Regions from separate parts of the Homo sapiens genome. Here region 1 is linked to region 2. The links are chromatin loops, found by intact Hi-C in ENCODE. Cell type or tissue: breast epithelium. All regions are shown on one strand. Links, peaks and the distances in the headings refer to the core of each region. The heading gives the core; the rest is flanking DNA. Region 1 has its middle 82 kb from the start of PARP4. Region 2 has its middle 29 kb from the start of ATP12A.

Region 1 (16,102 bases), core at 4,980-7,479, 54 kb after region 2:
TAGTGTGATAGCTAAACAAAGAAAAAAAGAGAAGGGCCAAATAAGTACAATCATAAATGACAAAGATGACATTACAACCAATCCCACAGAAATACAAAAGATCCTCAGAGAATACTATAAACAACTCTATGCACACAAATTAGATAATCTAGAGGAAATGGATAAATTCCTGGAAACATACAATCTCCCAAGATTGAACTAGAAAGAGACTGAAACCTTAAATAGACAAATATCAAGTTCAGAAATCAAATCATCAATAAAAAATCTACCAACAAGGAAAAGCCCTGGACCAGATGAAGCCACAGCTGAATTCGACCAGATGTACAAAGAACTGAGGCTGGGCGCGGTGGCTCACCCCTGTAATCCCAGCACTTTGGGAGGCCATGGCATGCAGATCACAAGGTCAGGAGATAGAGACCATCCTGGCCAACATGGTGAAACCCCGTCTCTACTAAAAATACAAAAACTAAAAATTAGCCAGGCGTGGTGGTGAGCACCTGTTGTTCCAGCTACTCGGGAGGCTGAAGCGAGAGAATGGCGTGAACCTGGGAGGCAGAGCTTGCAGTGAGCCAAGATCTCACCACTGCACTCTAGCCTGGGTGACACAGTGAGACTCTGTCTAAAAAAAAAAAAAAAAAGAACTGGTACTAGTTCTATTGAAACTATTCCGAAGAACTAAGGATGAGGGGCTCCTCCCTAACTCAGTCTATGAAGCCAGCATCAGCCTAATACCAAAATCTGGCAGAGAAACACACAAAAAGAAAACTTCAGGCCAATTACTCTGATCAACATAGACACAAAAATTCTTAACCAAATACTAGGAAACAGAATCCAGCAGCACATCAGTAAGTTAATACACCACAATCAAGAAGGCTTCAGTCCAGGGATGCAAGGCTGATTCAACATATGCAAATCAATAAATGTGATTCACCACATAAACAGAACTAAAAGCAAAAACCATATCATCATCTCAATAGATGCAGAAACGGCTTTTGATAAAATCCAACATCCCTTCACATTAAAAACCTCAACAGACTAGGCATCAAGGGAACATACCTCAAAATAATAAGAGCCATCTATGACAAACTCACAGCCACCAACCTACTGAATGGGCAAAAGCTGGAACCAATCCCCATGAGAAAAGGAACAAGACAATGATGCCCAGTGTCACCACTCCTATTCAACATAGCACTGGAAGTCCTACCTAGAGAACTCAGGCAGGAGAAAGAAAGAATAGGCATCCAAAAAGGAAAAGAAGTCAAACTATCTCTCTTTGCTGATGATATGATTCTATACCCAGAAAACCAAAGACTCTGCCAAAAGGCTACTAGAACTGATAAACAACTTTAGCAAAGTTTCAGGATAAAAAAATCACTGTATAAAAATCAACATCATTTCTATACACCAATAATGTCCAGGCTGAGAGTTAAATCAAGAACAGAATCCCATTTACAGTAGCCACAAAGAAAATGAAATACCTAGGAATACAGCTACCAAAGGATGTGAAAGATCTCTACAAGAACTATAAAACACTGCGGAAAGAAATCGGAGATAACACAATTAAATGGAAAAACTTTCCATGCTCATGGATTGGAAGAATCAGTATCATTCAAATGACCATACTGCCCAAAGCAATTGACAGGTTCAGTGCTATTTCTATCAAACTACCAATGTCATTCTTCACAGAATTAGAAAAAAAGTATTCTAAAATTCATATGAAACCAAAAGCCTCAATAGCCAAAGCAAATCTAAGCAAATGGGCAAAGCCAGAGGCTTCAAACTATAAGGCTATAGTACCCAAAACAGCATGGTACTGGTACAAAGGCAGACATATAGACCAATGGAACAGAATAGAAAACCCAGAATAAAGCCTTACACTTATAACCACCTGATACTGCAAGGCTGACAAAAACAAGCAATAGGGGAAGGACTCCCTATTCAATAAATGGTGTTGGGGTAACTGGCTAGCAATATGCAGAATAATGATACTGGACCCATACCTTTCATCATATATAAAAATTAACTGGAGATAGATTAAAAATTTAAATGTAAGACCTCAAGTGATAAAAATCCTAGAAGAAAACCTCAGAAATGCCCTTCTTGACATTGGCCTTGGGAAAGATTTTTTTTTTTTTTTTTTGAGATGGAGTCTCGCTCTGTCTCCCAGGCTGGAGTGTACTGGGGTGATCTCAGCTCACTGCAAGCTCCACCTCCTGGATTCACACCATTCTCCTGCCTCAGCCTCCTGAGTAGCTGGGACTACAGGCGCCGCCACCACGCCCGGCTAATTTTTTGTATTTTTAGTAGAGACAGGGTTTCGCCCTGTTAGCCAGGATGGTCTCGATCTCCTGACCTCGTGATCCACCCGCCTCAGCCTCCCAAAGTGCTGGGATTACAAGTGTGAGCCACCGCGCCTGGTTGGGAAAGAATTTTTAACTAAGTCCCCAAAAGCAATTGCAATAACAACAAAGATTGACAAGTCAGACCTAATAAAACTAAAGCGCTTTGGCACAGCAAGAGAAATGATCGACAGAGCAAACAGATAACCCACAGAACAGGAGGAAACATTTGCAAACTATGCATCCAACAAAGGTCCAATATCCAGAATCTATAAGGAACTTACACAAATCCACACACAGAAACCAAATAGCCACATTAAAAATGTGGAAAGAACATGACACATACTTCTCAAAAGAAGACATACAAGTGACCAATGAGCATCTGAAAAAATGTTTCACGTCACGGATTGTCAGAGAAGTGCAAATCAAAACCACAGTGAGATACCCTCTCACACTAGTCAGAATGGAGATTAATAAAAACTCAAAAACAACAGATGCTGGCAAGGCTGCAGAGAAAAGGGAACGTTTATACATTGTTGGTGGGAGTGTAAATTAGTTCAGCCACTGTGGAAAGCAGTCTGGAGATTTCTCAAAGAACTTAAAACGAGCTACCATTTGACCCAGCAACCCCATTATTGGATATATACCCAATGGAAAAAAGACCATTCTACCAAAAGACACACACACTGATATGTTCATTGCTGTGCTATTCACAATAGTAAAGATATGGAATCAACCTAGGTGCCCATCAGTGGTGGATTGGATAGAGAAAATGTGGTACATATACACGATGGAATTCTACACAGCCATAAAAATGAGTGAAATCATGTCTTTTGCAGCAACATAGATGGAGCTGGAGGCCATTATCCTAAGCAAATTAATGCAGGAACAGAAAACCAAATACCACATATTCTCACTTATGAGAGCTAAACAACAGGTACCCTTGGACATACGGATGGGAACAATAGACACTGTGGACTACTAGAGGGGGATGGAGGGAGAAGGGTGCGGGTTGAAAAACTACCTATTGGGTACTATGCTCACTACCGGGGTGCAATATACTGATGTAACAAACTTGCACACATTCCCCCTGTATTTAAAATTAAAGTTAAAATTTTAAGACATGAGTATCATTCTGATCTAAGTTTCTTGAGTTGTTCAAAGAATCATTCATTTTGCATTCTAAGAAAGCAATACCCAAAGAGGCCTTAAATGAGTTTTCTTTGAATAAGCGAAAGCAGAATAGTGTGACAACTCATAATTTCCAGAAATTTTGGTGGGTCTTGGAGGTCTGGGGAAGAGAAACCTTAATGGTAATCTCCTTATTTCAAAAAGGGAAATTCTTAAAATAAAAAAGGGGGTTTCCTTCCTTCCTGTATTTCTGGTACTGAAAAAGACAGATCTTAATCTTCACTGAGCCAGCTAAGTATTTTCCTCCCTATTCACCTAAACCCAGGACATAATATGCCCTCTGTAGATTGTGGCTGTGTGAATTTTAAAGGAAATAGTGTAACCTATGTTGTGCCTACATGTTTCTGTCATATGAATGGCAGGGCATAATATTAACATGAAAGGAATTTGAAAGCACGTTCTATGATCTTTTCCTCAAAGCAGGAGCCAGGTCAGGGGGAGTAAAGGAAAAAGGCCTTAGCTGGGCTGCTGCATGGGCAGTCGGAACGTTTTTGGAATATTTAGAGGAGAAAAAATCACCTGCAGCGAGGTGGCTCACCAGTCTAGTGGGGCTCTTGGCTCCTGGCAGGTTGCTGCCTTCCGTGCCCACCATGGCTCAGGGCTCTACTCTCATCTGTGCCATTCTGGTACCCACAGCCCTTAGAGCAAGTATTTTTCTATTTCCACTCAAAAATTAAAAAGCTCTATGGCAAACTCCCGACACTGAGCTGCTGATTTGGGTGGCCCGAGCGGTTAGTGTGTTGGTTAGAAAGTTGCTATGCCGGACAGGATTGCCCTGGACTCTCAAACTGTATTTTCATGGACCGCTTCTTTTTTTAGTCCTTTCTGTAGAGTGCCAGGTTTTTCAGGAATGAGTATACCGTGTTTTAGCAGTGACACTTGTCTTATTAGTTGTTACCTTTCATTTCCTGATGAACTCATCTTGGTCTAGATTGTTGAGGGCCTTGACAATAAAAGGAAAATCATTCAAATAAGAATAATTTCAATAAGGCCAAGATAGAATGTTTTCAAGGACAATCATGGCCTGAAGATACAGTGGCAATAAAGGTGTTTTGAATAAAGTAACACCCACAGACTGGGCGTGGTGGCTCATGCCTCAATACCAGCAATTTGGGAGGCTGAGGCAGGCAGATTGCTTGAGTTCAGGAATTTGAGCTCAGCCTAGGCAACAACGGCAAAACCTCGTGTCTACTAAAAACACAAAAAATTAGCTGGGTGTGCTGGCATGCGCCTATAGTCCCAGCTACTTGGGAGGCTGAGGTGGGAGAATCACCTGAGCCTGGGAGGTTGAGGCTGCAGTGAACCAAGATCACACCACTGCATTCCAGTCTCAACAACCAGAGTGAGATGCTGTCTCAAGAAATAAAAAATACAAATAAAAAAATTTGTTAAAAAAAAAAAGTAGCACCCAGCACCAAAGAGGAAATAATAATGATTTCCTGTAGACATAAGGCTAACCAGTGTTTATAATGAAAAGATAACCTCCCTTCAGAGTCCTCCCAAGCTTAGGTGAATTGTGAGCAGGTGTAGTGAATTTCAAAATAATACACCTAGATTACTCTAAGAACAAATATTTCTTTTGATTTCACTTACAGTTTTAAACAAAAGCAGAAGTTACCAGAGATTACTTATCTTCATATTTACCACAATCTTCTTACCCCAACCCCCATGTCTGTGTGTGATTAAAGGAAGCTTGTCAAGTAAGCTACCTATTTAGTGCTCAGAATGAGAGACTGTGTGTGTGTTGGGAGTTGGGGGACTGCTTGTGTGAAACACTTCTCTCTTCTGGATTTAAAACTTAGTCTTTGTTGCCAATCTGTTAACAGACAGTTTGTAAATGAAGTGGAAGAAAAAATATAAATTAGCTTTCTAATAAATCTGAAATTACAAATGTGAACCAAAGCAGGGAATAAATACTTGACCAAAAATATGTAAGTGGGTGTTGGGGAATCACAATTTTTAAATATCTCAAGTTTTTGCTATGAAAGTTCTATTTCAAAGTTCTTCAAAATGATGCCTGATGTTCCTGCATACTGTGTTCCCAATTTATGTAAATACAAGATGGAAACTGTGAAGTATGTGCCTTCAAAAAAGAAGAAAAACACTGACATTTTATCTATATATATTTAATAGATTTATGAAGAACATATATAAACATATATAAATATAGATACATCATCAAGGAAGACTTAGGACATATGAACATGCACATGGCAGGGGTTGGAAAGAACATTAATTCTTTCCCAGAAGGGGAAGGGGAAACTATACTTAATCGGATCCAGCTACGTCATTGGAAGTCATTTCTCGCCAAAAAGTATCTCCACGGCAAATTCTGGTGGATAAATTTTCCATGCTTTTTGTTGATGTGGATTATCCAATTCATTTCTTGGTAGATAAAGCCTAAGAATAGAAAAAAAATTATTACATTTTATATTGGGGCTCACCGAAAAGCCACGCAGTTGGATACCCACGTTAGTTAGAGCTGGAAGAAACAAAAAAAGAAACTCACCGTGAATAGAACCTCAGCCCCTTTTTTGTGTCTCAGTTGGCTCCTTCCACCTTTTTGGTGAGACTTAAAAATACTTTAATCTTCAGCAACACATCAGTAACACATGCTGACTCTCTTAGCATTGCTTTATATGGCATTAATGACTTCCAAGTTTAATAAAATATCTAAATTTCTCTCTGTGACAGAAATCAGTCAGGATAGACATGAATGAAAACCCAGTAATAAAATACTATATCTCTTTTAATTTATGTGTGAGGTTGCAATTTTTTGAATTTTTACAATCAGACCTTGGAAATGACCTTGAGCAGTAGGATATAACTCCCACATGCTGAGCATTCCAATAATGGAACACTAGGCATAAATTGGTTAACCCACTTATGCCTAGTGTTCTAAATGATAGAAGTTAGCATTTTTGGCTAAACAACAATCTCATAACTAACAAAAACAGCTTTACCAAGTAATATGTAAATTTAAATGTTAAAGAAATCTTTAGAAATTTATATAAAAGTAAGAATAAAAGTGATCTAGCTTATCACTTCTCCAAAATGAACATAGTGTTTTAAAGGAAAAAGACTGTATCCTTTAGCAAGAACCACTTTCGAGGAGCAGCATCAAATGAAGCTACATCCAGGTCTCACTTTTTGAGGGACTTTGCTCATGTTAGAAGAAAAAGTTTAATGTTTGTATGCATCCAAAAAAAAAACTTGTAAAAATTTCCGTCAAATCCAAAGTTCACTCTATCAAAATCCATTAAATGTTTTGCATTGCAAGTATGTAGACCAGAGGTTTAATTTCCTGTTGCCTTGCTGGACTTAAGGAGTTATTCGATCCAGTTCACATTTGAAGAAAAGATTAGGACTGGATGTAACAATAACTATCAATTCATGCCACATATAATCATAGCCACTTCTTCAATTCTGACCTAAATCATTTAAAAAATATTTTGTCCTTTTGTATTGAAGAGTATGGTTGATACAAAAAAAAAATCCCAATTTTTCACCATCACAAAACAAATGCTACTTATAGTGGAGAACTTCTAGACTGAGAAATGCATTTCCAAATATGGTAGGTTTTTTTGGAACAATAATCTCCAAACCCAATTAATAATTTTTCAGAAAGATTTCCCAATTCAGTTATTAGAAAGCCACATTTAAATGGCTATTTAAATAGACCATTACTTAATGATATTTCTTAGCTGTATTCCTTAATACTGTGTCTTGTAACTTCTCCTAGATTTAAGTGTGTCTGTCAGCTTTTCATCTAGCTGAAGCCTCCCTAGGTCCTGCCTTACTTTAGCACAAAATTTGGTGGTGGTTCGTCACTGGTAAATCAGCACCTACCGACAGAGACCTGATATATTGAAGGTGCTGAGCAGACAGCCTAATGGCTGTTTCTATGGGTTTATATTATATTCATACCTGTTATTTTGAATAAAAGATGTGTTGAACCAGAAGAAAAATGAACAATTGTCATAGTATTTAGGAAGATTCTAAAAAGAAAAAAAATTTCAAAGTAAAACTGATACCAAGAACTAATCATTCCAAAGAAATTAAAGTTCCTTCCTTTATTCCTTTTTATATTTATCAAACAATTATAACCATTAAATATGTGGCACTCTGCAATCTATAATACACTCAAGACACAAAGGAGGAGGCTTTAAGAAAATGCTATTGCATTCTCTTGCTGTTTCTATCAAAATTTTCAAGGAATAGTATTTTTTCCATGATAGGTATTTAATTTAAATGCTGCTATTTGAATCTGGTTTAGATAGTGCCAAACAGACTCTACTAAGGACCTATGCCTATATATACCCAACTAGATTGTAGTGAATTCTTATAATTTTTTTGTTGCCTCAGCATCCCTTTTAAATATAAATTGGACTTTCTGATATCAGAAGCAGGGTTCAGTCACCCTCAGCAGTTTCCAGTTCATCTCCCAGTTTCTCCATGTGACTGATCCCGATATCTGCCTTATACAACCTTCCCCTGGTGACCACTTTATTATGGGACAGCTAGATATAACCTACTTGACTCCCCCCATAGGCCCCCATACTCTGCAGGGACCACGTGGATATATCAGTGACCACCTCTCAGTCACAGTAGAGACTCATGGCTGCTTGTGTTAAACCAAATTAGACCTCCCCACAGGAAACCTGCTCAGGTACCACCTTACATCCCAATAAAGGCTTCCACTCTCAGGTCCCTCCCTGTCTCTCGCTATTGCTCCCACCCATCAGTCGAGCACAGGTCTCCTGGATGGCTCCCCCTTCCAGTTGGCCCTGCGAAGTGTGCTGCCCTCTTCTCTCTGGAATTAATAAAAAACTGTTTTGGTTATTTCATGTGTTGTATTGTGCTACCTCCTCTGTGTTTCACCTAGCTGAGTCACCCAAACCTAACTCTCTTTCCAGTCAGTGCTCCCAGCTACTCGGGAGGCTGAGGTGGGAGGATTGCTTGAGCCCAGGAGGTTGAAGCTACAGTTAGCTATGATCATGCCACTGCACTCCAGCCTGGGTGACAGAGTGAGACTCTGTCTCAACTTCTTAATTTTTTAAAAAAGATGCAAAACAAAATGTAATCATTGCTATGCAGTAAAACATACCTTTGGGTTTTTTTTTTTTTTTTTTTAGCATCTTGGCTTTTACTTTTTTTGTGTTTATTTTGTATTTTTGTGTTTACATGTATTTGAGAATACATGTAAATTTAGAAAAATTTAGAAAATTTACAATTTAGAAAAAAACAAATGAACAAAAATTATTCAAATTACATATGTTCTTTTAAAAAAATTTGTTATAGATCTGATTTATTGTTTTCCTCCCCCTCCCCCTCCCTTGTTGGGAATTGTAGTAAAGCAAATCTTAAATAAAATCATTAGACCAGACAAGAACAATGGCAGAGGCTATTTTGTGATTACTCACCGAAGAGAAAAACTGCACTTTCACATCATCGTACAGAGATGGACTGTCATATACATTAGTTAATACACCAGCTGTTTCAATGTCATGCAGTATCTGTGAATGAACACATGGAATTGAGAACTACAAACCTAGATAACGATAACAAAAGGTCCTTTTCACTTATCATGACTTCCTATATTTATCAAGTACTTTTGGTCTCACAGCCCAATCACTACATGCATAAATAATTATTAATAATCTTTTCTAGTTGCAATACTGTTGTCTGTGTGTGTGTGTGTGTGTGTGTGTGTGTGTGTGTGTGTGTGTTTTCGTTTGTTTTTTGTTTTTTGAGACAGAGTCTCACTGTCACCCAGGCTGGAGTGCAGTGGCGTGATCTCGGCTCACGGCAACCTCTGTCTCCCAGGTTCAAGTGATTGTTGTGCCTCAGCCTCCCGAGTAGCTGGGACTATAGGCACATGCCATCATACCCAGCTAATTTTTGAATTTTTAGTAGAGATGGGGTTTCACTATATTAGCCAGGCTGGTCTCAAACTCCTGGCTTCAAGTGATCTGCCTGCCTGGGCCTCCCAAAGTGCTGGATCACAGGCATGAGCCACTGCACCCGGCCTGTTGTTTATGTCTTTTAAAGGCCAACATGTTTGAGGGTTATCATGAACCACTTTTCTTTTTTTTTTTTTTTGAGACAGAGTCTCATTCTGTCAGCAGGCTGGAGTGCAGTGGCATGATCTCGGCTCGCTACAACTTCCACCTCCCGGGTTCAATTGATTCTCCAGCCTCAACCTCCCAAGTAGCTGGGACTACAGGCACGTGCCACCACGCCCAACTAATTCTTGTATTTTTAGTAGAGACGGGCTTTCACCATGTTGGCCAGGATGGTCTCAATCTCTTGACCTCGTGATCCACCCACCCTGGCCTCCCAAAGTGCTGGGATTACAGGCATGAGCCACTGTGCCTGGCCATGAGGCACTTTTCAAAAGTGCCACACTTTTAAAAAGTATTGAATTTTCTATTAGACTTTAATCAATTAAATATTATCATTTAATGTGTGTCATTTGATTTTCATGTGTTAGGGCCTTTTTTGAGAATATATTAAGAAGCTCAATTTTAAAGCTAGCATTGACATTCAAAAAGCAATGTGTAACTCATCATGGTTTTATATTTCCTAAATTTAAAAAATAAGAACGGGGGTCTGCAATACTTGGGGGTTGGGCCCGCATGCCCCTCCCAAGGGAGAGGGAGAGTGGGGTCCCCCTGCTCATCATGTTTTATCAGAACTCTTGTGTTTGTCAATGGGATCTTTGAACTTGACCAATGCAGGCTGCTGGATGGAGTAACCAAAGATAGCTCAAGTTATGGTATGAATGACTTTGAGGCTATACTATTTCTTTGACTCACTCTCATATAAATAAAGGCACCCACAATAAGAAAGGTCTATGCTAGGCCCTGTAGAAAACACAAAAGGAGGTGCAGACTCAGTTGGCCCCTTTTGGGAGCTGTACACATAAGAAACAATAGTAGAATGGGACATAACATAATCTGTATGATAAAGACTGGGCGTGCTGTTATGCACTATTGGGGGCTAGTTAACAGAAGGTACAGAATGCAAAAATTTCATTAAGGAGGTAGAAATTGAATTGGGCATGAAGCAGTTTAGATAAAGGAAGAAGAGCTCTGAAAATAGACTCTAGTCCAAACGGAGGGAAAAAGACCAGCAATAATGCAAAGTAGAAATTAGAAAAATGGGCCAGGCATGGTGGCTCATGCCTGTAATCCTAGCACTTTGTGAGGCTGAGGTGGGCAGATCACCTGAGGTCGGGAGTTTGAGACCAGCCTTGAAGGGGTGGCCTGCCCCTCCACACCTGTGGGTGTTTCTCCTTTGGTGGGATGAGAGACTGAGAAAACAAAGAGACACAGAGACAAAGTATAGAGAAAGAAAAGTGGGCCCAGGGGACCAGCGCTCAGCAAAGGGAGGACCCACGCTGGCACCAGTTTCTGAGTCCCCTCAGTATTGATCATTATCTCTACCATCTCAGAGAGGGGGATGTGGCAGGACAATAGGGTAATAGTGGGGAGAGAGAGGGTCAGCAGGAAAACATGTGAACAAATGTCTCTGTATCATAAACAAGGTTAAGAAAAAGGTGTTGTGCTTTGATATGCACATACATAAACATCTCGGTGCATTAAAGAGCAGTATTGCTGCCAGCATGTCTCACCTCCAGCCCTAAGGCAGTTTTCTCCTATCTCAGTAGATGGAATATACGATCAGGTTTTACACCAAGACATTCCATTGCCCAGGGAGGGGCAGGAGACAGACGCCTTCCTCTTATCTCAACTGCAAAGAGGTCTTCCTCTTTCACTAATCCTCCTCAGCACAGACCATTTATGGGTGTCGGGCTGGGGACGGTCAGAACTTTCCCTTCCCACGAGGCCATATTTCAGACTATCACCTGGGGAGAAACCTTGGGCAATACATGGCTTTCCTAGGCAGAGGTTCCTGCCGCCTTCCACAGTGTTTTGTGTCCCTGGGTACTTGAGATTAGGGAGTGGTGATGACTTTTAACAAGCATGCTGCCTTCAAGCATTTGTTTAACAAAGCACATCATGCATAGCCCTAAATCCATTAAACCTTGAGTCAACACAGCACGTTTCTGCCAGCACAGCATCTCAAGGCAGAAGAATTTTTCTTAGTACAGAACAAAATGGAATCTCTTATGTCTACTTCTTTCTACGTAGACACAGTAACAGTCTGATGTCTCTTTCTTTTCCCCACAAGCCTGACCAACACGGAGAAACCCCATCTCTACTAAAAATACAAAATTAGCCAGGCGTGGTAGTGCATGCCTGTAATCCCAGCTACTTGGGAGGCTGAGGCAGGAGAATCGCTTGAACCCAGGAGGCAGAGGTTGTGGTGAGCCGAGATTGTGCCAATGCACTCCAGCCTGGGCAACAAGAGCAAAACTCTGTCTCAAAAACAAAAAGAAAAGAAAAAAAATTGGAAAAACAACAACAAACAATATCAGGCAGTGTGGCTCATGTTTATAATCCCAGCACATTGCGAGGCTGAGGTGGACGCGTTGCTTGAGCCCAGGAGTCTGAGACCAGCCTGGGCAACATAGCAAGTCCCAGCCTCTTCAAAACATAAAAAAACATTGGGGGATTGCTTGAGCTCGAGGTTGAGGCTACAGTAGGCCATGATCATGCCACTGCGCTACAGCCTGGGTGACAGAAAAAGACCCTGGCTCAAGAAAAAAAAAAAAAAAAGTAAAAGAAGAAAGGAAGGAAAGAAAGAAATAAGTTATTTCTTTAACTTATTTATAACCAAATAACTTATTTATAACCAAATAACTAAATTAGAGTTGTGTTCCAAGAGCAAAAAGGGATGACCCAGTTTATTTGGAATGAAGTCTGCTGGTCAAGCTACTGATGGAAAAAAGCTCAGGTATTACGTTAGGGCTATTATATCTTAAGAGCTCAACAGCCAAGGAAAAAAGAGAGAAGTTGTTGAAAAATATGGTGGGGCATTTCCTATGTGACAAAGAGGCCTGATAATTATCACATATGACACTTATTTAGTGACTTATAGTTCACAAAGAAACTTTATATATATTATCTAATTGAATTCCCATTACACTTGGATGTGTTATTTATTTTACAGATAAGGATGTTGAGCCAAAGGTGTTAACTGGCTCTGACCATGGGCACACAGTGTGTCTTCTGCTCTACCTACAATTTTTCACAATGAGAGGAATATTTCAGGATGCATATTTCAGGATTCTATACATTGCATTATAGAAGGAGAAAGAAAGGGTAAGGAGACCACTGCAGAAATCTACGCTGAGCAAAGGAGATTCTGGACAATTAGTGGCAGTGAGAACAGAAAGGAAGGAGAACATAGAAAACTGTCAAAGCCATAATCAACAGAGATGGATGACTAGCTGGATTTAGGGGGCTGAGGCAAAGAGAATCAAAGCCCAAGGCGTGAGTGGAAGAATGCTGGTGCCATTTGCAGAGGCAGAGAGAAAGCTCCTTGATAATTCAGACTGGCTAATGCATTTGAGTTGGAGTGGAAACTGTTCATGTTGTAGCTCCTGCATCAGCTGTTCAGTAAATGAACAAATAATAGTTGAAGTAAGGGGAATGGGTCACCCTTTAAGAATAAAGCATTTGCTAAGAACAGAAAACCAAGGGTCAGGCCTGGGTGAATGCCCTCAGTCGGGAGAGGCCAAAAAAGCCGGGGGCGGAGTGAGGAGGGGGTGGCAGGGAATAGGGTTAGTAATAGGAGAATTTGAGACAAAGGCCTGGGTAGGAATTCTAAAAGTTTATGGTTATTAGACCATGAAGGATGCTTTCTTACTGTTTCAGAAAAGGTATATAGTTTTAGGCATTTCTTCATTGTAGCAAAACATTGACTACCAGGTCCCTTTTGCTTTGGATAAAGAGGTTCCTCCCCAGTTCATTCATCCTTGCATTGTTTCTCACAGGGTCATCCCACAGAACGTCTGACTTAGAATCACTTGGGACATTGCTAAGTCTATAGATTCCTGGGCCCCATTCCAGATTTCCCGAATCATACTTTGGGGGTACAACCTAGGAATGTAAATCTTTACAAGCTCCTCAGTGGTTTTCATGCACACTGAAGTTTTAGAATCAGTGCTATATAATAAAAGATCAAATGACTGAGAAGAAGAGAATATGGTTAAAAATGACCAGATATGTAAATTAAAATCCTTAATACATTCCTGGGAACATGCTCAGCATTTGTGGAAGTGTGAAAGGCAAAGCAACACTGACCAGAAATAAATTCTGGAAAGCACCCTGAAAAAACTGTTTTGAACAAACAGGTTAATTTATCTCTGGTTTGCATCCAAACCCAGTGACACCAAGTTGGATGGTAACCAGAAAGCGTTACGGAATCTCTTTATGGTGAGTGATAGTTTAGGGAGGTGAACATTGCTGGTTTGACATTCAGCCTTAAAACAAACATCAGAGTTTTTCAATTCACATGTTTTCTCTTACTGAACAATTTCCTAATGAAGTACTGGAAAAGACAACCTTTTTCTCCATTACTATTTGGAATTTTAGATCACATACATCGCCTGTTCCAACACCTAAATGAAATAAAAAAGTTAGGTTGGTTAGCGTGAACATCAATATGTCTCACCAATTAACATCATGGATTAAAAAGAGAAAAAATTATCCAAGCTAACAATGTTATCAATAGTTACTTATTTGGTCTTGCATGGATTTTGTCTTTGAAAGACAAGTCTTCAAGCCTAGTTCTGTCTCCTAAAGCAGATTTTATAAGACTAGAGAAGAGAAAAAACATATACATAGTTCAGCTTCAAAGACTTAGAATCCCATCACTTTATCTTTCCAGAAAAAATATTTAGGGAAGGTAGGCCGGGCATGGTGGCTCATGCCTAGCACTTTGGGAGGCTGAGGTGGGTGGAGGATTACTTGAGGTCAGGAATTCTAAACCAGCCTGGCCAAGACGGTGAAACCACATCTCTACTAAAAATACAAAAATCAGCCAGACGTGGTGGCACATGCTTGTAATCCTAGCTACTCAGGAGGCTGAGACAGGAGAATTGCTTGAACCCGGGAGGTGGAAGTTGCAGTGAGCCGAGATCACACTACTGCATTCCAGCCTGGATGACAGAACAAGACTCTGTCTCCAAAAAAAAAAAAAAGAAAAGAAAAGAAAAGAAAAGAAAAAGACAATTCTGGGAAGGTGACTTGCAACCTTTCTTGCTAATATGTTGCTTTCCTCAGACTTCTAATCATAATGATTCTTAATAATAAATACTGGAGTTTAACTACTTTGGCCCTACTTTAAGGCCAGTTCCTGAGGCAATCTCTATAAAAATATAGGATTTTTATATCCAAAAATTCCCGTGGTGTTCAGTATATATTTATAGACAAAGGCTCTTTTGTTCCTTTTTTTTCAATTCAAATGACCCACTTCCCTCAGCATTTCCTCAAAGACTTGGTTTCTCAGCCAATTAATTTTTTTATTGCTTTTCTCTCAACTCTACGTTAATTTTAATTCAAATATGTACAAAACTAAAGGTAGAAAATTAAAACAAATATTTTAATAAACAAGTGTATTATCTTTGATTGCTCATCTCATATGCTGTTTGTTTTCTTTTCATTTAATTTTGTTTTCACTAACACCATGATATTCATTTGTCATTAGAAATCACAGTTTCTTGCCTCAGTTCCCTCTTTCCCATTCCAGGTGCAGAACTTCCTTCTATTGATGTCTACCAGAAATCAGTGAAATGTAGAACTAAACTCAGAAGGCTAAAAATACTACGCTGTCTGTGTGGACACCAGCATCCTGGCCCCATGGCACCTATAGCACCCAGCACTGGCACCATCTCAGGTCCACAAGCTGGCTGCTAGAAGAGGTTTGCTTTAGGGGTTCCGAAGCATCACCTCCCTGCTACCTCTCTGGCAGTGGGAGTGGTGAGTCCCCATTCCTTCCACACAGACACATCCTGCTTTCCCGCCTCCCCTGAGTGTAAGCTGGGAGTGAGAGGGTTACAGATGGAGGAGAGAGGGGAAAGGGAGAGCCCAGGGTGATGAGAAAAAAAAATGCCTCTAAAAGAAGGTGAGAAAATGATACGATACGGAGACACCTCCACCAAGGCAAACTCTGAACTAGAGGTGGTTCTGAGAAATAAGCAGGCTTGAGGGCACATGGGTCCTCCTCCTCCCTCATCAGAGGCTCCCTCTGCCCGGAAAAGTCCACCTGGGTTGAGACCGGAGGAGCAATGAGAACAGGAGAGATGGGAAGGGGATGAAGTCCCCCAAGTTGGTGATGGAAAAGAAAAAGTGAAGAACATCTCAGGGCTGGCAATCAATGGGCAATTGCAGGAGGAGGGGCATAAATAAGGAGGAGTTCCTGTGTGACAATATGTAAAAAGACAGGTATGAGTTAGGCTCATCTGTATATATAACTATGAGCAAAACTCTCCCAGAGTGGGGACATTGGCCCTCCTGCCCAATTCTTCAATTACACATAAAGCACTTACCACGAATCGAATAAATAATGAATCTTATTATAAAGAGTATCCGTCTTGGAGGGAGATTCCAGTTGTAGAGATGTTTCACTTGTGCAAAATATCCAACATATCTATTGTGAAA
Region 2 (16,102 bases), core at 7,290-9,789:
GGGTTTGGGGGAGGTGTTTGGGGAATGCAGAGCTGACGGGCACAACTGCACAGCTGGATTGTTTGGTACTGTATGTCATGAAGTTTGGTTTGGGTTCTGAATGACACAAACCTTTTAGTTCTTTTCTCCAAACTGCAGAGCCAGTGCATCCTAAGGAACTTGCAGAAGGACCTGCCGAATTCTCCACTTCCCTTCTCCTCTACAGTGGAGAAGCAAACGGAGGATCCCCTTAGTAGAAAGGAGAAGGAAAAGCAATAGAAGGAGATGGCTTGAGAAACTGTAAAGAAGGACCTGAGCCACAGCCTCTGTTCTTTTGAGGCCAGAGGCAGGCAGTGGAGTTGCAGTCCATAGCTACTCTGTGGGTTTGCTTTGATTTAGTTGGTAAACAAGCGTGTCATTTGTAAATAATGACTTTTCCCCACTTGTCTCCAATCCTAACATATTTTGCTTCTTTATCTTATTGCACTGAGTTAACCTTCAGTATAATGTTGAATCAGGTGATGAGAGCAGGCACCCGTGTCTTGCTGCTGACTTTAAATGGAATACTTCTAATGTTTCACAATTAAGTTTGATGGTTTTGGTAGATATCCTTTATCAGGTTAGGGAAATTCTTTTTAATTCCACATTTGCTAAGAGCTTTTATTATTTATTTTATTTTATTTATTTATTTATTTATTTATTTATTTTTATTTTTATTTGTTTTTTTTTGAGTTGGAGTCTCGTTCTGTCGCCGAGGCTGGAGTGCAGTGGTGCAATCTCGGCTGACTGCAAGCTCTGCCTCCTGGGTTCATGCCATTCTCCTGCCTCAGCCTCCCAAGTAGCTGGGACTACAGGTGCTCACCACCACACCCAGCTAATTTTTTGTATTTTTTAGTAGAGACGGGGTTTCACCGTGTTAGCCAGGATGGTCTCAATCTCCTGACCTCATGATGCCCCTGCCTCAGCCTCCCAAAGTGCTGGGATTACAGGCGTGAGCCACCGCGCCCGGCCTATTTATTTATTTTTTAAGACAGGGTCTCACTCTGTCACCCAGGCTGGGGTGCAGTGGTGTGATCTCAGCTCACTGCAGCCTTGACCTCCTGGGCTCCAGTGATCCTCCGGCCTCAGCCTACACAGCAGCTGCGACTACAGTCACGCACCACCACACCTGGCCAATTTTTGTATTTTTTTGTAGAGGTGGGGTTTTACTCTCTTGCCCAGGCTGGTCTTGAACTCCTGGGCTCAAGCAACCCTTCTGCCTTGGCCTTCCAAAGTGCTGGGATTACAGGCATGAGCCACTGTGCTTGGCCTGCCAAGAGCTTTTTTAAAATAATTAATGTATTTATTCAATAATAAAGTCAATCAATAGAACCTACTATTTTACAAATAATGAACAATTGCTGGATTTTAATTAGTTTTTGCATCTGTATGAAGCAATCACGGCTTTTTAGTTACTAGAATATTTTTTAGAAGTTTTAGATTTACAGAGAAAGTGAGCAGATAGAGAATACAGAGCATTTCCATCTTCTTCTCCCCCCAACATACACTTTCCCCTATTATTAACACTTTATATTAGCATGGGTACATTTGTTACAATTAATGAATGAGTATTGAGACATTATTATTCACTAAAGTCCATACTTTATTGAATTTACTTTGTTTTTCCCTAATGCCCTTTTTCTGTCCCAGAGTGTTCTACAAAATGCCACATCACCTTTAATTGTCACGTCCCCTTTGGCTCCTCTTGGCTGTGACAGCTTGTCCGACTTTGTTTTTGATGACCTCTGCAGTTGTGAGGAGTACTGATCAGGTATTTTGCAGAACGCCCCTCAATTGGGATTGGTATTTTCTTCTCTCATTAGACTAGGTTTATGGGTTTTGGGGAAGAAGGCCACAGAGGTGAGGTGCTGTTCTCATCACACTATATCAGGGCAGGTAGTATCCATATGACTTATCACCATCAATACTGGCCTTGAGCATCTGGCTGCGGTAGTGTTTGTCGGTTTCTCCACTGTGAGGTGGCTCTCCTCCTCACACCCCTAATCAGTACTGCACTCTTTGAAAAAAAGCCACATCTATGGAGTGGGACGTTATGCTTCATTTTCCTGAGGGCAAAGTGCCTACATAAATTATCTGGAATTTTTGCATGGGAGATTCATGTATTTTCCTAATTTATTTGTTATTCCCTGATTTTTTTTTAAGGTGGGATATTTGTGAGTGCGGAATCCATTTCTTTCTATTATTCTACTCTTTCTATTCATTCGTTGACCAAATTTGGCAAGTTATATTTTACTAGGAATTTTTCTATTTCATTAAAGATTCCAAATTTATTGACATAAAACTTGTTTGTAGCATTCCCTTACCAATCTAAAAATCTCTACTGAGTATGTAAACATGCCTCCTTCTCATTCTAAATTTGCTTGTTTGCTTATTTGTAACTTGTTTTTCTCTTTTGCTGCTCAATCTTGCAGGAGGGTGGGATGGGGTTAGTCTATTTTATTTTATTGTTTATTTATTTATTTATGACAGAATCTTACCCTGTCGCCCAGGCTGGAGTGCAGTGGTGCGATCTCAGCTCACTGCAACCTCAGTCTCCTGGGTTCAAGCGGTTCTCCTGCCTCAGCCTCCAGAGTAGCTAGGACTACAGGTGCCCGCCACCACTCCTGGCTAATTTTTTAATTTTTGGTAGAGACAGGGTTTCGCCATGTTGGCCATGCTACCCTGGAACTCCTGACCTCAGGTGATCTGCCTGCCTCAGCTTCCCACAGTGCTGGGATTATAGGCATGAGCCACTACAGCCAGCCTGATTAGCCTATTTTAATAGTTCCTGTGAAGAACTAGCTTTGGTTTGGTTGATTGTCTCTATTGTTTGTTTATTCATTACTGTTTGCTCTAATCTGTCTAATTTTATTCCTCCTACTTTCTTTGGGGTTTGTTCTGTTGTGTTGTCCTCTTCCTAATTTATAGGGTTTACTTGTACTCTTTCATATTTTTACATAAATTCCATAAAGTATAAATTCCCTCTATATCCCATTAGTATTTTCCACAGGTTTTAAAAAATGCAGTTTTTCATGAACTCAGCCCATTCCATGGTGTAAGTGTACCACATTTTCTTTATCAAACCCACCATCCTTTACCACACCGGATAAGGAAAATGTGGTACATATACACCATGGAATACTATGCAGCCATAAAAAGAATGAAACTATGTCCTTTGGAGCAACACGGATGCAGTTGGAGGCCATTATCCTAAGTGAACTAATGCAGAAACAGAAAACCAAATACTGCATGTTTTCATTTACAAGTGGTAGCTAAACTTTGGGTACTGTTGGCCATAAAGATGGGAACCACAGAGACTAGGGACTACTAGAGGGGAGAGAGAGGAAGGAGGGCAAGGGCTGAAAACTACTACTGGGTACCATGCTTATTTCGGGGGTGATGAGCAAGCATAAGCCAAGCCTCAGCATCACACAACGCACCTTTGTAACAAACCCTTGATTCTAAAAGCTGAAAAAGAAAAAAGATGCAGTTTTTGTTGTTAAGTTAGAAATATTTCAAAACTTTCATTGTATGTCTCTGTTGAGTCAATAATATTTAGCAGTATGAGTTTACGTTTCTAGATATACGTGTTTCAAAAACAGATCTTTATTATTGATTTCTAATTTTAAAATATTATGATCAGATGTCATGGTTTGTATTTTTTTTTTTTTGAAGTAGGTGAGGACTTTGTGACCTTATTAGGCATCAAATATTCTAAAATTTTCTTTTTCTTTTTCTTTCTTTTTTTTTTTTTTTTTGAGATGGAGTCTGGCTCTGTCGCCCACGTTGGAGTGCAGTGGCGCAGTCTCGGCTCTGCCTCCCGGGTTCACGCCATTCTCCTGCCTCAGCCTCCCGAGTAGCTGGGACTACAGGCGCCCACCACCACACCCAGCTAATTTTTTGTATTTTTAGTAGAGATGGGGTTTCACTGTGTTAGCCAAGATGGTCTCGATCTCCTGACCTCGTGATCTGCCTGCCTCAGCCTCCCAAAGTGCTGGGATTACAGGCGTGAGCCACCGCGCCCGGCCTTTTCTAAAATTTTCTAAAAAGTTTCCTGTATGCTTGAAAATAATGTATATTTCCAATTTTGTTTTTTCTTTTTTTATTTTTTGAGCCAGGGTCTAACTCTGTCACCCAGGCTGGAGTGCAGTGGCGTGGTCATGGCTCACTGCAGCCTCGACCTCCTGGGCTCAAGCAATCCTCCCACTTCAGCCCCCTCCTTCCCAAGTAGCTGGGTCTATAGGTGCACCATCATGCCTGGCCAGTTTTCGTGTGTGTGTTTGGTTTTTTTATTTTTATTTTTTTTAATTCTTGGTAGAGGCAAGGTCTTGCTATGTTGCCCAGGCTGTTCTCAAACTCCTGGGCTGAAGCAATCCCCTGCTCTTGGCCTCCCAAAGTGCTAGGTATTTTCAGTTTTGGAGCGTATGTTTCTATATACATTATTCGATTAGGCCAGATATTCCCAAACTTTCTCTGCTCACGTCACCCTTAGTGACTCAGTAATTATTTGTGTGGTACCCCTAGACCAAAAGAAATACCTAATGGTTTTGTTTATTAAGTAGTTAGATCCAAGTGACTTCATTAGTATTTGCATCCTAACAACTTGTAGCTGTTTGAAAAAATAATACATGTACAGTAATTGAAAGAAAAAATATTTTTAGCTTCTTACATAACTACAATTGCCTCTTCATGAGATGTATGTGTGTGTTGGGTACTGTACCACTTCTCAACTCTTGGAAGCAGATTGGAGGCTCCTGCCACGCTCGTTTCTTGTTCCATCGTGATTTTCCCAGGCTACTTACTGTTTATCACAGCAATGGCTGAAAATCCAGCTTCACAAAAATATGAAATTATGAAAAGAATGTAGTGTGATCTGATGTTGAAACTATGAGCTCTCAAACTCAAAGCTTGCGTGGTTCCTGACCAGATGTTTTGTGCAGCTCTTTCCCTGGAAACTTAAAGTCTTCTGCAGCTGAAGTCTCCGGCAGCTTCCCATGACTCCAGCTCGGCACTCTGGGGTGCCTCAGTGTGGAGTCTGGGAACCTTCGGATTGGCTCTGAATGCCATTGTTCCATCATTCTATAATTTAATTAATTATACATTTGATCTTTTAGTTTCTCATTTATGGCGTCTTAAAATCTCCCGTTATAGTTGAGGATTTGTGAATTTCTTCTTGTAATTTATGTTAGCTTTTGCTTTATGATTTCAAGGCTCTATAATTTGATATATTATGTCATTAGGTAACCCTGATGAGTTTCTTCTGTTATTATTAGGTAGTGTCCCTCTAACTCTCTTAATAATTTTTTTTGTCCTATCTTCTATTTTTCTGGTATTGGTATAGTGACACATACTTTCTTTTGATTCGTATGTGATAGACAGCTTTCCATTAATTTATTTTCAATCTTTCCATGGTGGTTTCTTTTAAGGTTTGCCTTTTGTAAGTAATGTACAGGTGGATTTGAAAAACAACACAAACCGAAGGGTTTTTGTTGTTGTTGCTGTTTTGAGAGAGTCTCTGTCATCCAGGCTAGATTGCAGTAGTGTGATCATAGCTCACTGCAGCCTCCAACTCCTGGGCTCAAGCCATCCTTCCAAGTAACTGGGACTACAGGAGTGTGCCACCACTCGCAGCTAATTTTTTTTTTTTTTTTTTGAGATGGGGTCTTGCTATGCTGCCTAGGCTTGTCTCAAACTCTTGGCTTCAAATGATCCTCTCTCCTCGGCCTCCCAAAGCACTGGGATTACAGGTGTTTCAGTGTTTTAATAGGTGGATTTAGTCCATTTATAATGATCTGTGTTTTGTCCAACTTCTTATTTTGGTGGTGCACCTCATCCTGTATCGTCTGAGACCCAGACTCCTGGGATCCGTGCTCATGGAGACCCATTTCACCCAAGAAATAGGCAATGAGAAGGACAATGTAGGATGGTGACTTCCTCCAATGGCCTTGGTGTCAGTGGTTGAAAGGGGACTGAGGAATATCTCTCTCTCTCTCTCAGTAGGCATCTTTATACTGCTCAGTCAGGAAAATAGTTGCCTGGAATCAGGCATGCTTGCCCAAGGGGTGGTCCAGCATAAGGAAAAGAACTCTGGATAAAGAACCGGAAAGCTGCCAAATGGCAGCTGTGAGTCCCGCCAGGTTTCCTCATGGAGCCAGGCCCCCTCGCCTGGTTGGTGGGCAGGCTGTGGGGAGAGGCGCTCCATCCAGGGGTTTGCCTGTGGTGGCTTCCTGGTCATTAGGGCTGACCTGCCAGCACACAGACCATCCAGCCCTTGTTTCCCTCCTGGTTTTCCTCCTTGATTCCTGCTGTTTCTTTTGATAGGGTCTCCTGCAGAATGTGGAAGGGGCCAGAAGGTGGAGGGCAACACAGATCTGTTGGCTTTGCTAGGCTGGCATAATGCTGGGAATGGGCTAAGCAGGCGAAGGAGGAAGTGGAAGCCTTTCATAAAAATCACTTGGGTTGTCCGGGCTCGCTGGCTCATACCTGTAATTCCAGCACTTTGGGAGGCTGAGGCAGGCGGATCACTTGAAGCCAGGAGTTCAAGACCAGCCTGGAGAACATAGCAAGATCTTGTCTACAAAAAAAATTGTTAAAAATCACCTGGGTTTTCTTCAAATTTGGTTTCTTTATGGTTGCATTAGCAGCTTTTTGCGTGGAGTGTCCAGGTCAGCTGTCAGGCTTGGACTGATGCGGGCTGCAGGAGCAGATAGAGTTAACGGTTTGCACTTCCAGGGTGATGCACCACAACTACTTCCACAGCTGGACTGTCAAGACTTTCCAGACCCAGGAAAGTGTGTCAGCTTTGAAGACTCATGTCCTTGGGCACAAAAAGTCTAAAACATGTACTAAGTTGTTCATACAACTTAGTTTGGGAAGGATCTAGCAGGTACCTGTCTGTATGTCTTCAATATCTTTCAGAGGCCTGAAATCCTATTATTCTTGTTTCCTCCTTATAGATTTTTGATTTCTAAGGGACTCATTTAGGACATACACATCCTCAGCCTGCAGCAGCTGGTCATTTTAGAGGGATGCCAGTGGCCGAAGGCAGGGCCATGATGGGAATGGAAGGCTGGATGATGGAGACACAGAAGTGGGAGAGTGGGCGAGGTAAACTGTGCCTACCTCACAGTTTTGTTGAAGGCTGGTCCTGGTGTTATTTTACATCATGTAGGGTACTTCCCACTATGTCAACACAAAGCAGTTCTGAGACACATAGCCGGGGGAGTAAGTGCAGGAGCCAGCCTGATGGGGGCTGGCAGATTCTTGGTGGCCTGGCAGGCATGAGACTTACCAGGAAGGGGCCCTGCCCTGCCCTGAAGTGTGCTTTGCAGGGCAAGACTCTGGGACAGCACAGCATTGCCCAAGTAGACGCTGATCATGCCCAGGGAGGGGTGTCTTCTACAGTGAACAGTAGCTCTCCTCCAAGATGTGCAGGGTGATGGGCTTGATTCTAGACCCTTCTCACAGCCCTGTCTGGTCCTACTGTTTGCTTTGACATTGACAGAACCCTGTGGTTCTAGGAAACTGGTGTGCAGTGGTGAGGGCTTAGGACCTGTCCCAAACCAGCTCCTGCCTCTCATATTAATATGGTTGATGGGATCCCACCTGGTCTCACACCGCCCCTGTCAGGGCCTGACTTGCAGCGGGAGGGCTGGGGCCTCAGGCCATAAGTCCCCTTGGCAGGCAACCCTCGATCTGTTGGTCCATTTGGTGGCGGAAGGTGCAGTTTCAGGGTGTATTTGAATGACCCTAGCAATGATCCTAACATGCTTCCGTTTCCTTTCATCTTGGTCCTGCATCACTGTGCCTTGAGCAAGCTGTTAGACTGGTTTGAAGAGGCAGTTCCAGAATAGTTAGCATAATCCCAGGCCCAGGTATGTTCACTGATGAGAAAGTGGGTGAAAGGTCCCAGGAGGCTCATTACCTCCAGTAACTGTGGAGAATCCAGCCTTGCCCGGCCCTCCCAGCCAGTGGCGATGGGAAGGCTGCAAAACCTTTGAGTTTCTACCTGGATCTTCAGCTTTCCTTTCATGTTTTTGGTCTCATCTTTTTACTGTTGCCTTAATATATATGTGTTTCTGATTTTTTTCTTTTTCTTTCTAACAATGGAGATCAAAGTCAATGTTTCTGTTTTTTTTTTTTTTTCCTAATGGTGGAAACATTTTCTTTCTTGTATTGTCTCACTCTTCATTCTCAATCCTCTAGGTTCACTTTCCTGCTGTTCTTTTTTTTGTGGAGCATTTGCTTTTGCGCATGTTCCAAGCCCCCTGTCCGCATGCTTGGAACTAGTGTGTGCTGTAGACAGGGATGTTGTGTCTCAATCAACCCATCAATGTCTGCTTGTGGCACCGAAACTTCTGCTAGAAGATACTGGTTAGGATTTAGATATGCTGATGGGACATTTCCCCAGAGGCTCTGGAATTGTGAAAGAAGTATTAAACTCCTTTTCTGTTAGACCTCACTGTGTTTTTGAAACGTTTATGGTCTTGTTCTTAGCGGAGGAAAGGAGGAAAGGGAAAACTCCAGAAGCCATCAAAGGCTTCCCAGTGAGGCTGGCATTAGGGCTGTTGGACAGCAAGGCCTCTGCTCTAGCACTGACGCTTCTGCAGCTGTCAAAGGGAAAGGATCCTACAGGAATCATTTCACTGTGAAAAACTGAGTTTGCTGAGGGCTTGCTGTGCATGCTAGGCCTGCAGTAGACAGTGTGCAGTTTAGGAGAGAAATTGAGGTAGTCCTTAGCCATGTTGGCAGGACAGGGTAATGTAGAAAGGAGCAGACCCCAAACGCAGGACAACTGTCATGCGGGAGAAGAGCACTTTTCTTTGCTTTTCTTTTTTTTTCTTTTTTTTTTTTTTTGAGATGGAGCCTCGCTCTGTCACCAGGCTGGAGTACAGTGGCACGATCTCCACTCACTGCAACCTCCACCTCTCTGGTTCAAGTGATTCCCCTGCTTCACCCTCCTGAGTAGCTGGGACTACAGATGCACACCACCACGGCCAGTTATTTTATTTATTTATTTTTAGTAGAGGTGGGGTTTCACCATGTTGGTCAGGCTGGTCTTGAACTCCTGGCCTCAAGTGATCCACCTGCCTCGGCCTCCCAAAGTGCTGGGATTACAGGCATGAGCCACCATGCCCAGCCAGAAGAGCATTTTCTTACTCCGCACTAAGGGTGGATGAGGCTCAGCACGGGGCCTCCTCCACAGACCTATGGCAGGACCCAGGCTGAAGGGCACTTCCATCTTCAATATCTGGCTTCCAAGGTTGCCTCAGAGAGCACCTTCCACCCAGCTGGCTGGAGGAGAAGGGCCTGTGAAGGGCAGGCATGGAGGCTCTCCTCAGGCCAGGCCTAGAAGGGGCCTGTACAAGCACTATTCAAATTCACTGGCTAGGAGGTAGTCCTTAGCTGGATCTGATGGCAATAGATGCTGGAAATCAGTTCCAGCTGTGGACCCAGGGAGCTGAAAACATGAATTTCGTCTGGTAACTGGCAGTGTGCCCTGTCCCAGTTAAGGAATGAGTTGTGGTTCTAAAGTGAAACTATGGATGATTTATATTGGTTTCTGTATATTTACCCGTATTTTTCAAAGTCCATTATTACATGTATTATTTTTATAATCGGAAAAAAGAAAATAGGCTTTATTTAAAAAAACATAATCCTGGACTTTGGAACTTAGAACATTATTATTTTGTTCCACAGAAAGAGTTGAAGTTGCTGTTTGAATCCCCAGGCAGAGTTAGAAAAGCCTATATAATCCACAAAGTAGTTGAAATGTGCCAATCGAATTAATTTTTAACTCTGCCATGTTTCTCTTGGGATTTACAGCTAAATATGAAGCCAACCTGAAACCTGTGCTCCAGCAGCAGGGCGATAAGGCAGGGGCAAGGAGGTGAGGGAGAAGGGAGGAGGTAGGGAGGAAGGGTGGAGGAGAGGAGGGGGAAGAGAGGAGGAGGGAGAAGGGGGGAGGAGGGGAGAAGGGTTTACTCCTCTCCAGGGCTGGCTGAGGATGCCCTATGCAGAGGGGCTTCCTGCTCCTCCCAAGTTGCTGCTGTCCACTTTATGTCACCTGAAGTGCCCTCAGAGTGGCTGTACCTTGCCCAGGCATGCCCACTTTCTACAGTTATCCATCCTCCAAGACTCCTGCTTATTTTCTCCAAACAAAGTGCCTCTTCTTTCACTGACTTCACCTAGAGGTTGTGGGGAAAACCCTCTTTAAATTATTCGGAGAGAGAGAGAGAGGAGGCCACTTAGACTTCTCAGAAGACCTGCGATTTTCAAAAAGAAAAATTAGTAAGCCAGATGCCTCTGTCATTGGTAGAACTGGAGGCAGGGTGACCGAGTCAGCATTCTCAGAGGGTACTGGGGCAGATGTTTTTGGTTGAGGCCCCATACCTGGATCAATACCTCCAGGCACTCCCTGCCTTTCCTAGCTTCCTGCTGCCTCCATTTCTTAGAGCCCCCAGTTGATCCCGGCAGCTCCGGGGCACAGACAGGAGTGCTCTTCAGGTGTTCCGTGTGCCCTGCGCTTCCCAGTCTCTCTTCCAGTTATGCGAAGCCTTGGGACAAGTAGAGGCTGTAGGCGGTGAGCGGAAGTGCGGTGCTGGCCTGGCTGGAGGCTGTCAAGAGGAAGTGTGAGTCCTGGGCACAAGCTTCCTTCCAGCTGTGTGGCTACAAGTGAAGATTGGGGGTGGCAGGGCTGCTGGAGGAGCAGGAGCTGCCAAGGAGGCCGTTCTGACCCACGGCCAGGTGTGAGGTGAGTGAGGAAGACCCGAATTTGGGTTGCTCTTCTTCTTCTTTTTTTTTTTTTTTAGAGATGGAGTCTCGCTCTGTCACCTGGGCTGGAGTGCAGAGGCACGATCTCGGCTCACTGCGACCTCTGCCTCCCGGGTTCAAGCAATTCTCCTGCCTCAGCCTCCTGATGAGATTACAGGCGTGTGCCACCACTCCCGGCTACTTCTTGTATTTTTTCTAGTAGAGACAGGGTTTCACCATGTTGGCCAGGCTGGTCTCAAACTCCTGACCTCAAATGTTCCACCCGCCTTGGCCTCCCAAAGTGCTGGGATGACAGGTGTGAGCCACCGCGCCCAGCCTGGGTTGCACTTCTAACACTTTGGGATTTACCTGTGACCATGTAGTCTAGCTTCTCCCAACTAACAGGCTCATGGAATGGGGAGGGGCCCTGACTGGAGTGGAGGAATGGAAAAGAGAGGGCTTTTGTAGGCCTAAGGCAGGAGTCACCTTTGAAGATGCTCTCCTTGTTGTGATACTTAACCTGAGGAAGGCTGGTGATGCCACTCATGAGGGAGCTGTTGAGGATGACATCATCATCATCATCATCATCATCATATTGGTTTGTGAGCAGAGAAATAATGTGGACAGACTTATTCAGCTTTGGGGCAAGGTATGCTTAGAGAGAAGAAAGAAAATAGAGCTGAGACTTTAGCTAAAAGGCAAGAAAATTTATCTTACTTCAATAAATTAGCTTCTAGGTGAAGACATGAGGATTGTTAATATAATGAAATATTAAAATACAAAAAAATGTACAAATATTGAGTGAGCCATACAGAATACAATAGACATTTGGTGAAAGAAAGACTACCATAGGCTGGGAGCCCAGAGAAGAGGAAAGTTTTCACAGAAGAGTGGGAATAGGAGACAGCCTTCTAAGACAGGCCAAATTTAGAAAGAGGAAAAGAAGAGAAGTGGGCCTTCTGGGTGGAAGGATTGACCTGTGCAGATTTTGAGCTAGAAAATCGTGTTAGACTAGTTTGACTGGAGTGTACTCTTTGGGAAAAGGCATGTTACCTGAAGGTAAGACTTCAGAACACTACAGAGAGCCTCAAATGCCACTGAATTACCTTTCAACTTTATCTTGCAAGATTCCTATGTCAATGGAATAGTGGATAAGTGGCAACAACCTAGATGCCCATCAGTCAGGGACTGGCTAAATATGTTGTGGTGCTTGCATACCATGACACACCATGCAGCAGTTATGAAGACCAAGTTGGACCTACATGCACTCACATGGAAAGCTCTCCAAGACATTGTCAAGGGAAAACACATCAGGATAGGTCACATCACTGTGAGGAGCAGGTGCACACTCCCAGCTGCGATGCTCCATATTCCTGAATGTACGTCTGTAGAAACACACACAGATGTGTCTGAATGCATCCTCCTTCGAAAAGAAAACACATAAACTCATGACAGTTGTTAATGTGTGGGCAAAGGCATGTGCTTGACCACAGTCCTGCCTGCTCGGAAGGGTGGGAGCCTTGTCCTTGGAGAATTCTGAAGGGAATGAAGCTGAACCAGGTTCCTCCCTGGTCACCTGAGCCTGCTGCTGTCCCCAGGCCCAGCTTGAACTGGATTTCAGCCTTAGTTATCAAGTAGGTGGACCTACATTGGACTTTCTCTCTTCCCTATCAATTAAAATGCATTTAAGGCAGTAAATGCCCTTGCAAAGATAAAGAGATCTCCCTATGGCCTAAAATTATTTCTCACTGAGTAATATTTCCAGCCAAGACATAGACATCCCTTTGAGAGAGATATTTTAACATTTCCCTGTATGAGAATATCTTTAAAACCTTCATTGGATTAAACAATCAAGAAAAATCTGAAGTGGCCAGTAACATTAAAATACATTTATTAAAACTACAGGATATTGCAGGATCTGGCCAGCAGCCCACAGTGCAACGGGGCTTTTTCTTTGTTCCCAGGCGGATCGGCAGGTTGAGAAATAAAAGACACACACAAGATAGTGAAAGCTGGGTCCAGGGGGGTCACCGCCTTCTGGTCCTGCAATGCCGCCAATGCACTGGATATACCAGCATTTATTACTAAGTTTAGTGAGGGTGGGGGTCAGTTAGTGAGGGATTTAGGGTCGTTTGATTATGAGGTGAAATGGTCAAATGGGGATGAAGCAATTCTTTAACATAACATTGGTATGCAGAAGTACAGTATGCAGAGATGAGAATTTACAATATAGTGTGTGCGTCAGCAATTTCTAACAGAGCCTTAAAACAGAAACACAGTCTATCCATAACCTATGATTAGCCAATATTAATCAGCAGTAACAGTTGCAGCAAAAGCTGGTTGCAAACAATCCATAGAAACAGGACGTGAAGCTAGACAACCAGTTAGACCAAAAATTCTCAGAAGGGAGTATGCCTTAACCCTAAAGAGACCTGGAAGAGCTGTGGCAAGATGAGGGCATTTATAACCCTATCTTATCCATATGAACCGGTGCCCCTCATGTGTCTGTTTATAGGCTCTCCACAAGGGTTGCATTCCATTCCCAGAGCTATGAACATCTGCTTTTCTGGGATAGGAATCTTGGTGATGTGAAACCTCCCTGACTGCACGTCCATTCATAGGCTCTCTAGGGGGGAAGCACATCACGCTGTTGGCTCGTTCTGGCAGCCCAAACTGGCATTGTCTTTACACAATCCTGCAGGCAATTTTGTATTTACGATAATCAGGGGCATTTTATCTTTTATTCCGTAGCAATAGTTTCAGGGGGTCTCCCTACAACAGGACAATGAAAATATTGAAAAAAAAAAAAAAAAAAGACCATGCTGGGTGCAGTGGTTCATGCCTGTAATCCCAGCACTTTGGAAGGCTGAGATGGGAGGATGGCTTGAGCCCAGGAGTTCAAGACCAGCCTGGGCAACATGGAAAAACCCCATCCCTACAAAAAAAAAAAATTAGCTGGGCATGGTGGTGCATGCCTGTCCCAGTTACTGAGCTGGACCTGAGTCCCAGCTACTCAGGAGGCTGAGGTGGGAGGATCACTTGAGCCCAGGAGGCAGAGGTTTCAGTGAGCCGAGATCATGCCACTGCACTCCAGTCTGGGTGACAGAATGAGACTTTGTCTCAAAAAATAAAAATTAAATAACAATAATAAAAGAAAGATCAAAAATTATTTAGAACATACTGTATGGGAAACATGAATCATTCAATAAACGGTATAAGAAAAAATAGCTGTAGAATAAGCTAATTTTGATTCTCACCTCACTTCTGCTCAAACATATTTCAGATATGTTAAAATCACTATCAAAATACAACATAGCAAGCAAAATAAATCCAGAATTTTATTCAAAATAAAAAGAGCAATAGAGTTTATCTGAGGAGTGCAAAAAAAATCTTCAATGTAATCCATCACACTGGCAAATTAAAAGAAAAAATCATATTGTTATATCAGTAGATTTAGAAAATTCACTCAAATATCCCAACTCTGCTTATGATAAATAATCTTTAATTTATTAAAAGTGTATTGCCTCAAAACCTATAGCAAACTTCACACTGAATAGTGAAATCTTAAAAGAGGCTCATTAAAATCAGACACAAACATCCCTGTTATCACCTCCACAGTTTAATATTACACTGGGGATTCTGGCCGATGTAAAATTTATACTGTCAGATGAAATATCTATAAGGAAAATCCAAGAGAATCTCATTATGAACTGTAACTACTATTAAGTGAGCTCAACAGTTTGTTGGATAGATCCTTTACAAATTCAACAATAAAAGATATTTGGAAAATCCCCAAATGTTTTAAAATTAAGTAACACATTTCTTATATAACCATGGGTAAAAGAAGACATCACAAGAGAAATTAGAAAGTATTTTGTACCAATAAAAATGAAAATAAAAACATATCATTTGTCACAAAAATGTACATGAAATGTATATGCTGTATTATAGCAAATAATACAGCATATTAAAATCAGAATCAGTGACTCCATAGCACTTGGGTTTGAGGTCGAGTTGGGAACCATGTGCGGTGATGGAGACATTCTGTATTGTGACTGAGGTGCTGGGCCATATGGGTGTATATATTTGTCAAAACTCACCTGGCTCAGTGTGGTGGCTCATGCCTGAAATCCCAACACTTTGGGAGTCCAAGGCAGGAGGACTGTTTGAGTCCAGGAGTTTGAGACCAGCCTGGGCAACATAGTGACACCTTGTCTCTACAAAAAATAGAAAAAATTAGCTTAGCTGGGCATGGTGGCATGCACCTGTAGTCCCAGCCACTCGGGAGGCTGAGGCAGGAGGATTGCTTAAGCCTGGGAGGTTGAGGCTACAGTGAGCTGTGTTTGCAGCACTATACTCCAGAAAGGGTTCTTGAATCTCATGCAAGAAAGAATTCAGAGCGAGCCCATAGAGTAAAGCGAAAGCAACTTATTGGAAAAGTAAAGGAATAAAGAATGGCTACTCCATAAGGCAGAGCAGCCCCGAGGGCTGCTGGTTACCCATTTTTACAGTTATTTCTTGGTTATATGCTAAATAAGGGGTAGATTATTCATGCCTTCCCCTTTTAGACCATATGGTGTAACTTCATGACATTGCCATGGCATTTGTAAACTGTCATGGCGCTGGGGGGAGTGTAGCAGTGAGGATGGCCAGAGGTCACTCTCATGGCCATCTTGGTGTTGATGGGTTTTAGCTGGCTTCTTTACTGCAAACTGTTTTATCAGCAGGGTCTTTATAACCTGTATCTTGTACTGATCTCCTATTTCATCCTGTGACTTAGAATGCCTTAACTGTCTGGGAATCCAGCCAAGTAGGTCTTGGCCTCATTTTACCCAGCCCTTATTCAAGATAGAGTTGCTCTGGTTCACATGCCTCTGACAGTTGTGTAATTCAGTTGGTTATAATGAAGAGGAAATTATAATAGTCTTTGTAGAGATGGGTCTTTGATACTTAAAAGTACACTAATACAAAACTAAATAGTCAAATCAATATTTTATTACAAATATTTGACTTTTAATGCATGAAGTTTTTAAACTTTAACATTCTATCATCTGTCTTTAACATTCTTCAGATTGATAGCTCAGAAGTTCAACTCTTTCTCTTGTGAAAAGGCAAGGCCTTGAATGGTAGCTTTCTTCTTTACCTTTTGTTGTCTGCTGTTACTTTTATTAACTGTCTAAAATAAGTGAGATAATTTTCTTGAAAATTGGCAAATAAAATATCTTTTGAAACTGCCTTTTTATTCTGCATGCTTTTTATATCTCTATCTTTATTTGTGTCATGGGGAAGTGATATTTTACTACCAAACTACATGAAAGAGCTCTAATCAAGT

What was found. Peaks named below come from ENCODE experiments on the same cell type or tissue, not always from the same donor. Only the 100,000 strongest peaks of a DNase experiment are listed, where the experiment ranks them.
Region 1: it touches region 2 in a loop (33-fold over the local background); 1 of 110 quality-filtered maps calls a loop at or near these places.

The regions. Positions count from the first base shown.
Region 1 is chr13:24,587,215-24,603,316 of GRCh38, reverse strand. It overlaps the pseudogene TPTE2P6. Among named protein-coding and RNA genes, the nearest start is that of PARP4, 82 kb to the right of the region's middle. In breast epithelium, for the core only: no CTCF peak of the experiment used is centred there; no DNase peak of the experiment used is centred there.
Region 2 is chr13:24,643,721-24,659,822 of GRCh38, reverse strand. No RefSeq gene overlaps it. Among named protein-coding and RNA genes, the nearest start is that of ATP12A, 29 kb to the left of the region's middle. In breast epithelium, for the core only: no CTCF peak of the experiment used is centred there; no DNase peak of the experiment used is centred there; H3K27ac peaks cover 376 bases.